Linked DNA regions of Mus musculus: region 2 is linked to region 1. The links are chromatin contacts, found by Hi-C or POLR2A ChIA-PET in ENCODE. All regions are on one chromosome and are shown on one strand. The core of a region is the stretch at or near the end of the contact, and the rest is flanking DNA. Distances in the headings are between cores, read along the strand shown. Region 1 holds the start of Chst3 (carbohydrate sulfotransferase 3). Region 2 has its middle 6.7 kb from the start of Psap.

Region 1 (5,829 bases), core at 3,290-5,789:
TGTCCTCCTTCTCCTCCTTCTTCATGAGACTATGCAGACTGGGCTGGCCTCAAACTCATGAGATGCACCTGTCTTAGAATGCTGCAGCTAAAGGCATGTGTTGCTGGCTAAAGCAAAGCCCAAGGTGACATTAATGTGACATTCTTATTGTGTTTTTATTTTTATTTATTTTTATTTACTTATTAACATGTTTATTTATTGATACAGAGTCTTGCTGTGTATTCCTGGCTGGCCTGGCATTCACCACAATGCTCCTGCCTTGGCCTTCTGAACACTGGGGTTAAACCAGTAACTGTGCCCAGCTAGTTCTTTCTGTTCTTCAAATAGGGAGAGATGGGAGAGGGGAGGGGGAGGGGAGGAAGACGGGGGCCACCGTTCTTAAATGATACTGTACACTGAGCCTGGAGAGTATTTTAGGATGAAAAGTGCCTACGTCTTTTGGGTTAGATCTTTCCCCTCAGTAGCAGGTCAGATGCCTTCACTGAAGGCCCAGGAACCTGTGGCCCCATGTTGAGGTTTGCTCTGTTGCTATGTATTTATTGTAATGCTAAACACTGGCCCCCAACATCTAGTTGCCTCAGGGATGTGAGAATCCTCACATACATACATCAAGTGATGCTATGTGACCTTGCTCCTTAACTTAAAACTATTGGTTGAATAAAGCTGCCTGCAGCTTATAGCTGGGCAGAAGAGAGCTGGGTGATGCTTGGGTTCTCAGTCTCAGGGTCTGAGGCAGGACCACAAAGGGGGAAGAAGAGAAGGTGGAGAGAGGAGAGGAAGCCATATGGTGGGTGAGTCATGAAAACATGGCTATGAGGGTTGGCCAGTTGGAGTTAAGAGCTGCCCAGATGGAGCCTAGCAAGTTATAACTCGGGGTTATCGATAGGAAAATGGATACTCATAGCTTAGAGAGTAGATCTCTGCCCAGCTCTAGTGCTTTCTTTAAAGGCTTATCATAAATGTAAAAGTCATGTGTTGCCATACCACCTCCAGTAGGATCTGTGTGACAAGTGCCACAGACTGAGGCAATTGACCTCAAAAGGGGGAGGCCTTCTGGAACCGGTTGTGGAACTCTTCGCTGGAGAAATATTATTGAACCGTAGTTCTCATGGCAATCTATCTGTTTTGTTTTCTCTTATTCCTTTTCTTATTTACATGTTCCTGGTAGCCTAGGCCAAGATCTTAAGCAAGAATAATGGAGGCTGGTGAGATGGCTCACTGGGTAAGAGCACCTGACTGCTCTTCCGAAGGTCCAGAGTTCAAATCCCAGCAACCACATGGTGGCTCACAACCATCTGTAATGAGATCTGACGCCCTCTTCTGGCGTGTCTGAAGACAGCTACAGTGTACTTACATATAATAAATAAATAACTCTTTAAAAAAAGAGAAAAGAATAATGAGTAAGAAACCACCCTTAGAGATGGAGTCACTAACACATGACCATATTATCCCTGGGGAAACCAATGCTTGACTTTCTAAATCATTTACAAAACTATGATGATAGATAAAAATTTTCCCAACAATAAAATCTCATATGGCTACACATGTGTCATTGGAGGTGGATTTTGGTATATTGGTAAAGAAAGCCTTAATTTGGAAGAATTAAAATAGTTTAAATTTACATATTGAAGATGTTTAAAAAAAAATCAGGCACTAGATGTTAAATAATAATTGACCACGGGGCTGGAAAGTTAGTTTAGAAGTTAAGAGCACTGACCATTAAAGATTAATTAACCCGCTCCTGGAAATATGCCACTAGCCTTGGACGACAGCCCCCACTGAATAAATACATCCTTTTAGAATTGTTATATTTTGATGATTTACAATGATGTTACCTGTTCTGTTTGTGATTCACTGACTACATAGTTTCAGAGTTGTAGTGCTTGGATGATTTTTGTGCTTTACTGTGCCAAATGATTTTTGTTGGTATCTGCGATTGTTTCACTGGATATAGTTTCTAAGAGATGTAATTTTTTTTTTTAAGTAAGTACACTGTAGCTGTCTTCAGATGCACCAGAAGAGGGCATCAGATTCCATTATGAGTGGTTGTGAGCCACCATGTGGATGCTGGGATTTGAACTCAGGACCTTCGGAAGAACATCAGTGCTCTTACCCACTGAGCCATCTCACCTGCCTTGTTTGGGTTTTTTTAATGTAGAAAATCCCCTGCTTGAGAGCTGCAAAATACACTCAGATTCAGACTGCCTCTGTGTTTGTTTCTGTTTGTCACCGCCGGATCCTGACCCACCTAGCTTCGAGGACCCTCATTCCAGGGACCCCCATACCCGACTGGGGTGGTCCGTCGCAATGTGTCTTTTATCTGGGAACCGAATGATCAAAGGCAGGGTAGAAACCCCAGACTGAGATTACATGTTACAAGAGCCCTCGTATCCCAGAGCACACCAGGTAAGGTCTTCTTTCAGCTCACAGACCAGGGCAGCAGCACAGGCGGCAGGTTCTGACAGGCTGTCCAACACAGCGCCTGTCTGGTGTTCTCTTGCTCTTGTCGCCTCGTGCAGGTACTGTGTTTCATCCCTTGCATTTGTTTAGACCGGTGTTTTTCTACCTTCCTAAAATTACAATTCCTTACTGCAGTTCCTTACTGACCCCCAACCATAAAATTACTTTTGTTGCTACTTCATAACTCCAAAATTCTGCTACTGTTATGAATAGCCACATAAATATCTGATATTTTAGACGGTCTCGGGCAACCCCTGTGAAAACGTCATTCAACCCTCAAAGGGGTCACAAGCCACAGGTTGAGAGCCGCTGGTTTGGACAGATCTCTTTCTTCACTACCACCTATAATACACAGATGACATGGTACTATCTGTTGTAGAAAGTGTTTAATCCCTGTCGGAAGTTTCTACCCCACTTTAGTTAGTTAAATTCCCGATGAAAGACACACACAACCTTTATATTTACAATAAGCCTTAAACAATACAAGAGCTGGGCAGATATCTACTCTCTATGTTGTTAGAATCTACTTTCCTATCAATAACCCCGAGTTATTGCTTATTATGTTTCATCTGGGAAGCTCTTAACTCCAATTGGGAAATATAAGTCTTGTTTATTTATAAGCTAGTCGGGGATAAGGTTAAATTATCTTTGCTACAATATAGACATATGAGACAGGGTCTCTAGTGCTCTAGGCTGGCCTTGAACTCCCTATAGCTGAGAATGACCATGAAATTCCGATCCTCCCACCTCCACCTCCCACGTTCTGGGATTGCAAGTATGCATCACCACACCCAAATTTATGTGGTGCTGGAGAACTGAAGCCAAGCTTTCTATCCACTAGGCTCTATTCTCAGCCTGACACAGGTCTAACTTTTGGTCTTTGTGTGCCCTGAGGTGTATCACAACTCCAGTTCTGGTTTCCCCTAATAGGCTACAGAACACAGGCAGCCAGTGAGGGTTTTCTGCTGAAAGCTAGCTGCGGGTCTCACATCATAGTGCAGGGCACGACCACACTTCCATCAGGCCCCTGCTAGACAACAGGTTAGCAGATTCCTACCAACCTTCTAATTAGGGACCTGAGAGGAGGTCTTGGAGCCACCTGGGTCTCACTGCCCATTCTGTCCAGCTTTGTATCTGCTACCTGAGTCTGTTAATGTCTTCCGCTGATATAAATGTTCAGCATGACAGAGCGGGGCCAAGGACAGATGTGTATGTTTCCTTTTTTATATTTTCTCACTTCTCCTTTATAGACAATTGCTTATTTTGTCTAAACCTTACAAAAGCCCAAGAAACGTCAGGAGGGCCGTCTCAGGCCTGAAGTTAGCTAGAGTCCTGGAAAAGAAAGCTGGACTGGGAGACCTCAAAGAATCGTGTACATCACCAGGACTGGAACTTATAACCTGAAGTTTGGCTTGCTGTCCAACACTGGGCCCTTTACAGCAGTCTTGGCGAAGCTGGCCCTTTTACAGACCCAGCAATACTTACCACTCATCATCACTCAGAAGTGACATGACCTCCACCTCAGGAGTGCCAGCAGTCCAAAGGGGTCTTAAGCTAATGCCAAGGGGGTCCAGCTCCCTCTGAGCTTCTTGGTGAGAACCCTTTCCACATCTTGTCCTGGGGGCTCTGTGAGAAAGCACCAAGAACACTTCTGCAACCTGTGGCTGCCCAGGGAAGGAGGACGGTGGCTTTTCAAAATTCCAGGAAGCATCCTCAGAGGGACAGGAAGGTCCTCATGTTCAGGGTGGGCAGCAGCATGGGGGGGGGGGGCTCAAGCTGGACAACTCTCCTTGAAGCCGTGCCCCTGAACTCTCTTCCTTGGGGCTGGAAGCTCCTCCCAGCCTCGTCCTCAAGGGTAGGGATGGAGCAGCCCTGGCGAGTCCCCCGGGACGCAGCTAAGTCGGGAACAAAGGCCCACGGAGGGGTCGAGGAGAGCGAGGCTCCCAGGGGGGATAGGGGGGGCTGCTGCCCTTCCTCCCGGCTCCTCCCTCCTCCCTGAGTCCTCCGCCTCCTCCATCCTCTTCGAGAGGCCGGGTGGGCGGCCGCGCCAACTTCACCGAGCGTCCCCAAGTTGCCGGGTGCGCGTGTGGAGTGAGGTGGGGAGTCTGGAGGAGAGGCGCGGGGCTCCCAAAGTTGCAGCTGCCGGCTCAGGAGGCCGCCTCCGGTCGCTAGCGGGATCGGAGTCGTGGGTAGGACCGATCGTTCGCCTGCAGCTAGGACACCGCCCGCCTGGCGCCGCTTCCCGCCCAGCGAGGGGACCAGCCCGGCCGCGCCTCCCTCCCCGCACTAGCCGAGGACGCAGAGTGGGCGCCGTGGGGAGCGCAGCCCCAGCATTTTCTGAGCCGAGAGCGCAGTTGGGGGCGGATGCTGCCGGGGCTGGACGCCGACCTCCGGAGTGTCGGATCCGCCCGCCGGGAGGAGGAGGCTCGACCGGGGTAAGTGGGGCGCCCGCGTCCCGGCACCGCCTCCTGGGCCCCAGGCGGTCACCGACCGCATCCCAGAGCGCGCGCCAAACTTTTGGAGGAGAAGGGGACCGGCGGAGGGCGGGCGGGGAGTTCCCTGCGCGGGGAAAACCCCACGCTGCCAAATTCTCATCTGCCATGTACCCACAGCCAGGTCACCGCACAAACCACAAGTGAGGCATCTTCACGCCGAACGTCCTGCATACTCCCAAGTGCAACTCCTGCTTCTAGGAGCCTCCAGGGTTGGGAACTTTTAAACCAGCTTGGGTTCTTTGCTGGTCCCGCAGCTCCACCCACCATTGAAATGGAGCCCCCAAACTCCATAGCAGGGGACTACTAGCTGCCCGGGCTTTGGGAAGCGGTGCCTGAGACCCACTGAGGCCCAGGAACGGGGAGAAAGAAGCAATCGTTGAAGTCACTTGTCCCGGGCTAGCAAGGGCGGATTTGGTGTGGAAACTCGGCGTCTAGATGATGTGCCTGGGTATGCGCAGCCCTTCCGGAGGTAGATGGGGGAGACCAGAGCCAGTGATTTGGAAACTTTTAAAGTTCTTCTGGACTGGGGTCTTTAAGCTGTAAGGAAAAGGCTGTGTGCTGGTGCTGCGCCTGACAATCTGCGTGGTGTTCGTGACAGGGCGTTGCAAGGAAGCTGAGACCCTGGCGGATGTGCTTCCTCAGAGGAACTTCCATAGGGGATCTCAGCTCGGGGCCATATAAATGGGGCCGTGGATTGAGCTGAGACTAAAGTCAGGATGAAACCAGGCTTGTTGGCCTGTCTTGTACCAGAATGTCTGCTTGGTTTCTGATTCGTAGTGTCCTGCATGTCCTAAGGATCTTGGGGCTAGTGCAGTGCTGGGCACCCAGTCTTAGCTGTCTGGTGATTGAGGGCACCGGTAGTGAATTATGGACT
Region 2 (6,115 bases), core at 2,859-5,358, 51 kb before region 1:
TCCACCTCACCCTTGCCTCTCCCTCCCTGATCCTCCCCAACACATTCCAGCCCAGGTGAGGAAAGTCAAGTGGCCCAGCAAAACCACTCACAGTGCTCTGCAGCTGGCTCTGGGGCTGACACACACACCCCAAGAACAGTACCAGCTAACCAACCCCTAGGCAATATGAGGACAGAACTTGCAGAGCCCATTGGCATGAGGCCTTAGAGGTTATCAGCCCCTACTATCATCTTACTAATGGGAAAATAAGACCTGGGGGAGAAAAAGATAAATCATCAGCCATCACTCAGCATCTTGGGCAACAATCTTGCCTGGAAGCAGGTCTCCTGACTGAGGGGAAACCCAGCCTTCTTCCAACCTCCCGAAGCTTGCTCTCCCCTCGGAGACACACGGGCCTCAGACTCCCATCTTCAGTTCCTGCTAGCCGCTCCCACTTCCCCTGGGGAGCAAAGTGGGGAAGTGGGCACTGAGCAGGATGCTGAGCAGCTGAAGAGAGCTGGGAGATGTGCTCTTGCAGAGCACGGAGGCTCCATGCTTCAGGGGCCAGAGAATCAGACTCTTCAGTTAGCCTCTGCAACACGCCAAGTCTGAGACCAGCCATGTGTCAGAACTCACCATGTGAGTTCGTATATACAAGGAGCGTATTATCACAATTTCTTGCCAAATCAGTGGATACCTAAATCATCTATAAAATCCCTCTTAGAGCCAGGAATGGAGGCCCATCTTTAAGCACAGTACTTGGGAGGACTTAAGACCCTGTAGTCTGGGTGAGGGTGTTGAAATGGCTTAAGGAGCGTTTGCCCCAAGCTTGTTAACCTAAGTTCAATTCCTGGGACCCACATAGAGGGGTGGAAAAAAAAAAAAATTCTCAAAAGTTGTGTTCTGACTTCCAGAGGAGCATGGTACTCAAGTGTGTGTGTGTGTGTGTGTGTGTGTGTGTGCTCGCTAAGTTTAATTTAAAAACAAAACAAAACCCGCAAGATGACTCAGTGAGTAATAGCTTACCAATATGTGCAACCAGAGTTCAATCCCCCAAACCACATAAAGAAGGTGAGGGACCAATCCCATCAAACTGTCCTCTGACCTCCACAAACACAGGGCATGCGCCTTTCCCCAGCCACCACACACACACAGTAATACAAAAATAAAAATTTAAACTTCGAAATATGCAGTAAATAAATGAAGAATTCTCTTGATCTGGGCATTAGGCATTAAGAGCTATAAAGTCCTTGAGGCCTTTTGCCCGGTCAAACTGCTCTAGGAACCCCTGGGGAAGCAAGCATTCATTGGAAGTGTTCACAAAGGGCTCTTTATGAGAGGCATGGGACCCAAAAGGATCCCAGTGGCTGAAGGGTGCTGGGGTGGTAAGGAAACAGGGCTGGTAAGAACAATGCACAGAAATGGTGTACAAGAGGCAGACGTAGCAAGACTGGTGTGTGTAGCCAGCCTGCAAGGTAATATGATTACCTTACAAAGCTCTGTTAAGAGTCAGCCCTCCCAGACTTCCCATGGTGCCAAGCAGAGCTGGCCAAGAGGCCATGCTGTAGTACCTTCTGTGAAATGCAGGGTTCGTGGTTTTGAGATAGGGTCTGGTCTCCTTATGTGCTTCAGGCTAGTCTGGAACTTATCATCCTACCAAACATTGGGCAAGCACCTCCTGATATTTCAACAACTGGCGTGGGCGTGCACGGGGGTGGGTGGGGGGTGGGGGTGGAGGTGGGATTCTCAAGGAGCCTTTCCGCAGTACAGAGAGGAGAGTCGGATGGTCCTTCTGGACACAGCAGCCTGCAGAGGAGATAAGGTACCAGCAAGGGGAGGGAGGGAGCCAGGCGCTGTGGTCAGGGGGATCTCACAGCTGATTTACTAGCAATCAAGCAATCAGATCCTTTCTGCTGCCCACTTGTTAACAGCCAGGTGCTTTGTTGATACAAGTTTCACAGAACAAAGACAGACTAAGGATTCTCCAAGTGGTACGGAATATATGTTTGTCTTCTCATTATGTGTCCAGGGTTACAAGTTCAGTCACAAGAAAGTTACAAACAGAGCAGATTATTCTTGTTATTATCAGCCCTATGACTCCAATTTAAAGAATCTACAGAATGTCACCTCCAAAGCAAACACATTTACTATATGACAGCCTGCTTGTAGACTGGCAACGTTTGCTGTTGGAAAGGGCTCCAGACAAACAGAAAATATCTGAAGCGGTCTTTTTTATGAACAGCAAATACTAATATCTAGCTTCTTTTATTATATACTTCACCATCTACACTATAAAGTAGGGAAAGTTTATTTTAGTCACTCGATCATGTTTACTGAGTTGTATTCCTTCAGGAGGACCTCCTGTAGTCCTTTATCTTTAAATTACATTGTTAGAGACCTCTAAGCCTATAATAAAAAAGAGACCTTGACTCTGTAACCTGCTCTCCTGGGCAGAGTTTGTCAATTGTCCCTGTTTGCCCTACATCAATTATACTGTTTGAGTTTGCTCAGGGGCAGATAGTACAAGAAGATTCCTAGAGTAATGGCCTCAACTGGCTGTGTACTAATCTTTGCTTAATGATCTCCAGGCCATAAGGAAGACTTCCAAATAGTGGCCAGATAAAGTTAATTCTAGGATTTTTCCTAAAAAGACTCAGACATGATTTCTCAGGAAAAGACATAGAATGAATCATAACGCTGAAAGTCCCCCGTTATGCAGCACACAGAGGCCAAAATCCTAACATTAGAGATAGAAGGACAGTGACTGTAGCACTCCGTGTCGCCCAGCTGTGCTGACTCCTGATGGTAGCAGCAGAGCAGCTGTCACACCTCCTCAGGGCTACTCCCTCCCATTATCAGTCACCTCTGCTCCATCATCTGCACCCCCTCTCTAGCTGGACACAGGCGCACCTATAATAAAACTACATTTCCCAACTCCCTCACGGCTGTAAGATTTTGTTTTAGTCAAAGACACAAAAGAACCAATATTTGTTTTTGAGATGTCTCAGTACTGTTCTCAGGGGGAAGAAAGGGATCCAATATTTCACAGACAGTCCGGCCAGACTTAAATAAATAAATAAATAAATAAATAAATAAATATTTCACAGACAGTCCAACCAGACTTAAATAAATAAATAAATAAATATAAAAATAAAAATAAATTGTTTTATCTTCTTTATATTGTCATCTCCCTTCCTTGTCCTCGATGCTTTGATTTGGTTGAGTATTTTGTTTGTGTTTGTTTGTTTCTGTTTTGTTTTGTTTTTGCTTTGTTTGCTTTGCTTTGTGAGAATCTCATACAACGCAAGCTTGCTTGCTTCAGACTTGCTACGTGGCTGAAGGGGAGCTCTTGATCCACGACCTCCACCATTCTCAGTTTGTACAGTGCAGGGGATCAAGCCTAAGGGCCACTAGCATGCTAGGACGCCCTCCGCATCCTCAGGCCAGAGGTTCGGCTTGGCTTGGTTTGGTCTGGAATAGGATCCTGATATGTAGCCCTGGCCGACCTAAGCTCTGCACTAGGGAGGCAGAGGTACGAAATCTCTGTGAGTTCTAGACCAGCCTGGTCTACAGAGTAAATTCCAGGTCAGCCAGGGCTACGTATGGAGATGCTGTCTCAGAGAAACAACAACAAACGGATACATAGCCCAAGCTGACTTTGAACTTTCCTGGGTCCTCCTTGCCCTTACCTCCCAAGAGCTAACATAATAAGCGTGAGCCACTTTATCTACCCTAATGAGTTTTTTCCCTTGTAGTACTTGAACCCGGGACCTAACGCATGCTGGACCAATGTTCCACCATTGGGCTAAATCCTCAGCCGGGGAAGCCTTTTCTGTCCTTCAGGAAAGTTTCCTGGGATCTTTGATTCTCATTAGCACTTACATTTTGTTGTTCCAACAACGCATTTATCAAGTATATGTGGGGCCGTGTCCTAGGAACACAGTGGAAATGTCACACTAGGAGGCGTCCCTTACTCTGACACTCTGGAAAGTCAGCACCCAGCAGGCAACATCCATCCTTGGCACACGGGTTCTATTTGGCACCATGAGGCCCTGTCCTTCCCTGGGCTGGGAAGGAACACTGGAGACTGACTAGATGCAGGATGTCACTCTGCTCCAGTGTCATATGTCAGCCTGCCAAGTCTACCCACTGCTGCTCGCTTCCCTGAGACCATCCAGAAGCTTCAGGCAGTGTAGGGTGTGGGAGCAGCTGGTACAGACCAGGCTGCTGAGTCACCCCTGAGAGGGAGGTCAGACGAAGCTGGTGTATATTGCTTGAAAAATGTCCATGATCAAGCACTGCCTTTGAGAAGGGCACAGGCACTCCGTGTAAGGAGAACGCGTTTGTTCTTCCAAGAGGGGATGTGACTTAGCCACTTATAATCCCACAGCTAAACAGAGGGCCCAGCTCTGTACATTGCCTTTGCTGACTCCACCCCAGGAGTCTGGACAAGCTTCCTGCTTCCAACTTGGGAAGCAGCTCAGATCCCTCAAGCTTTAGGCTTCTGCTCTTCCTCCAGAGACAGGTCCTTGCTTTCAGAGCCTTGGCTGCGGGCAGAGCTCACTGGATGAACGATTCCGGGGCTCTGTGCAGGCAGTTGTTTCTGTGATGTTCTCTAAAATGTGGGGGGCTTGCCCCGAGCTTAGCCGCTGGGAAGAGGGAGGAGAAAAAAATCAAAAGGGGGCACTGATAATATTTATGGTGGCGCTGCTTGAAACCCAGCACTCCAGTTGTGGAAGTAGGAGGACCTGGAGAAGTCCAAGGTCAGCAGGAACTCTGGGGTGGGAGTGGGAGGAACTTGAAAAAGTTAAATTTGTAATACATGTTCCTGCCATTGGTTTGACTAAGCCTCACAAAAGATAAAGTTCTGCTTGTAACTAAAACCATCCTATCTACCGCATCTTCCGGGAGAGTGGGAGAAAATAAGGGACAGATCCTTGCTCTACATGGACTAGTTTGAGTCAGCGAGGTGCTGAACTTCCGTCTACCTTAATCTGTTGGACAGTGGTTCCCCCTCCTCCCCCCCCCCCCCCCCCCCGTAAATCCCAGCTACTCAGGAAGCTGAGGCAGAGGAACTGCTTAAGCCCAAAAGGTCAAGCCAGATTGGGCAACATAGCAAAACCGCCTCTCTTAAAAAATAAATGCAATATAAGACGGGCGTGGTGGTGCGCGCCTTTGATCCCAGCACTTGGGAGGCAGAGGCAGGCGGATTTCTGAGTTCAAGGCCAGCCTGGTCTACAAAGTGAGTTCCAGGACAGCCAGGGCTATTCAGAGAAACCCTGTCCCGAGGGGGGGGGGGGGGGGAAGCAAAATAAAATAGTAGCCTAATGTTCTTTTTCTTCCTCTTAAAACTTCTTTTTAAAATAATCTCCTACATGCATAGAATGCATTTTGATTATATTTGTGCCTGTCTGGCCCCATCTTATCTCCCTCACCAGCTAGTCCCCTTCTAATGTCATGGCTTTTGTTTATGTGTTTGTGAGCCAGTGCTTTTCATCAGGATTGCTTACAGGAGAGTGGGCACCCTACTAGTGGCTCCTGCTGTCCCAACAACCATTAATGGCCCTATAAATCCTAAGGAAGGGGCGGGGTCTTCTGATTGCCCCCAATGCGCGTGCACACACACACAGACACACACACACACACACACAGACACACATACCAGTCAGTTACTGTCTTTGCTTTAGCACCTTCCTGTGCCCATTTCAGAAGGAAAATAACTGAGCTGACCTCTGCACTTTTTCCTCTGGGTCTCCAAGAGGGTCAGTCTTTCTCTGTCTATAAAACCAGCCACCTTTGCTCAGCCCCGTTAGGATGCATATTCCGACTCAAAGGCTGAAGCATTGCGCAAAGGTATTGTCAAAAATAACGCCACTGAGATCTTTGAACTAAGCCCAGTGTGGTGGCTCACACTTGCAATCCCAGCACTTGAGGAGCAGAGGCAAAAACTTCCAGGAAGTCCAAGGTAGCCTGAGCTCCAGGACGAAAGCCAGGCCAACCTAGGCAACAATATAAGACCCTTCAACAAAAGGAGAAAACAGACGTTAGGAACCCTGTTTGCCAAATAATGCACAAGTCCCTGGCTTCAATCGCTAGTATCAAAAAGCAAGGCAAATCAGCAGTGGCGACAGGAGTT

The links. A loop is a pair of places that touch in the nucleus more often than their neighbours do. ChIA-PET counts read pairs that join two places held with the same protein, here RNA polymerase II (POLR2A).
Region 2: a loop to region 1 is called in a map of T-helper 1 cell, with 1.9 times the contacts of the local background. The contact joins the enhancer-like site here to the promoter of Chst3 in region 1. A Hi-C loop is called at or near these places in 1 of 37 maps with a recorded cell type or tissue (T-helper 1 cell). POLR2A ChIA-PET finds 5 or more read pairs at or near these places in 3 of 5 experiments (Patski and embryonic stem cell).

The regions. Positions count from the first base shown.
Region 1 is chr10:60,217,970-60,223,798 of GRCm38, reverse strand. Chst3 (carbohydrate sulfotransferase 3) reads left to right here and starts at 4,539. Exons shown (of 4, transcript NM_016803.3): 1 at 4,539-4,895.
Region 2 is chr10:60,267,885-60,273,999 of GRCm38, reverse strand. No RefSeq gene overlaps it. Among named protein-coding and RNA genes, the nearest start is that of Psap, 6.7 kb to the left of the region's middle. Within about 2 kb of position 4,108, at least 2 of the 3 ENCODE cell types and tissues checked have a DNase peak (open chromatin) inside an H3K27ac peak, as active enhancers do.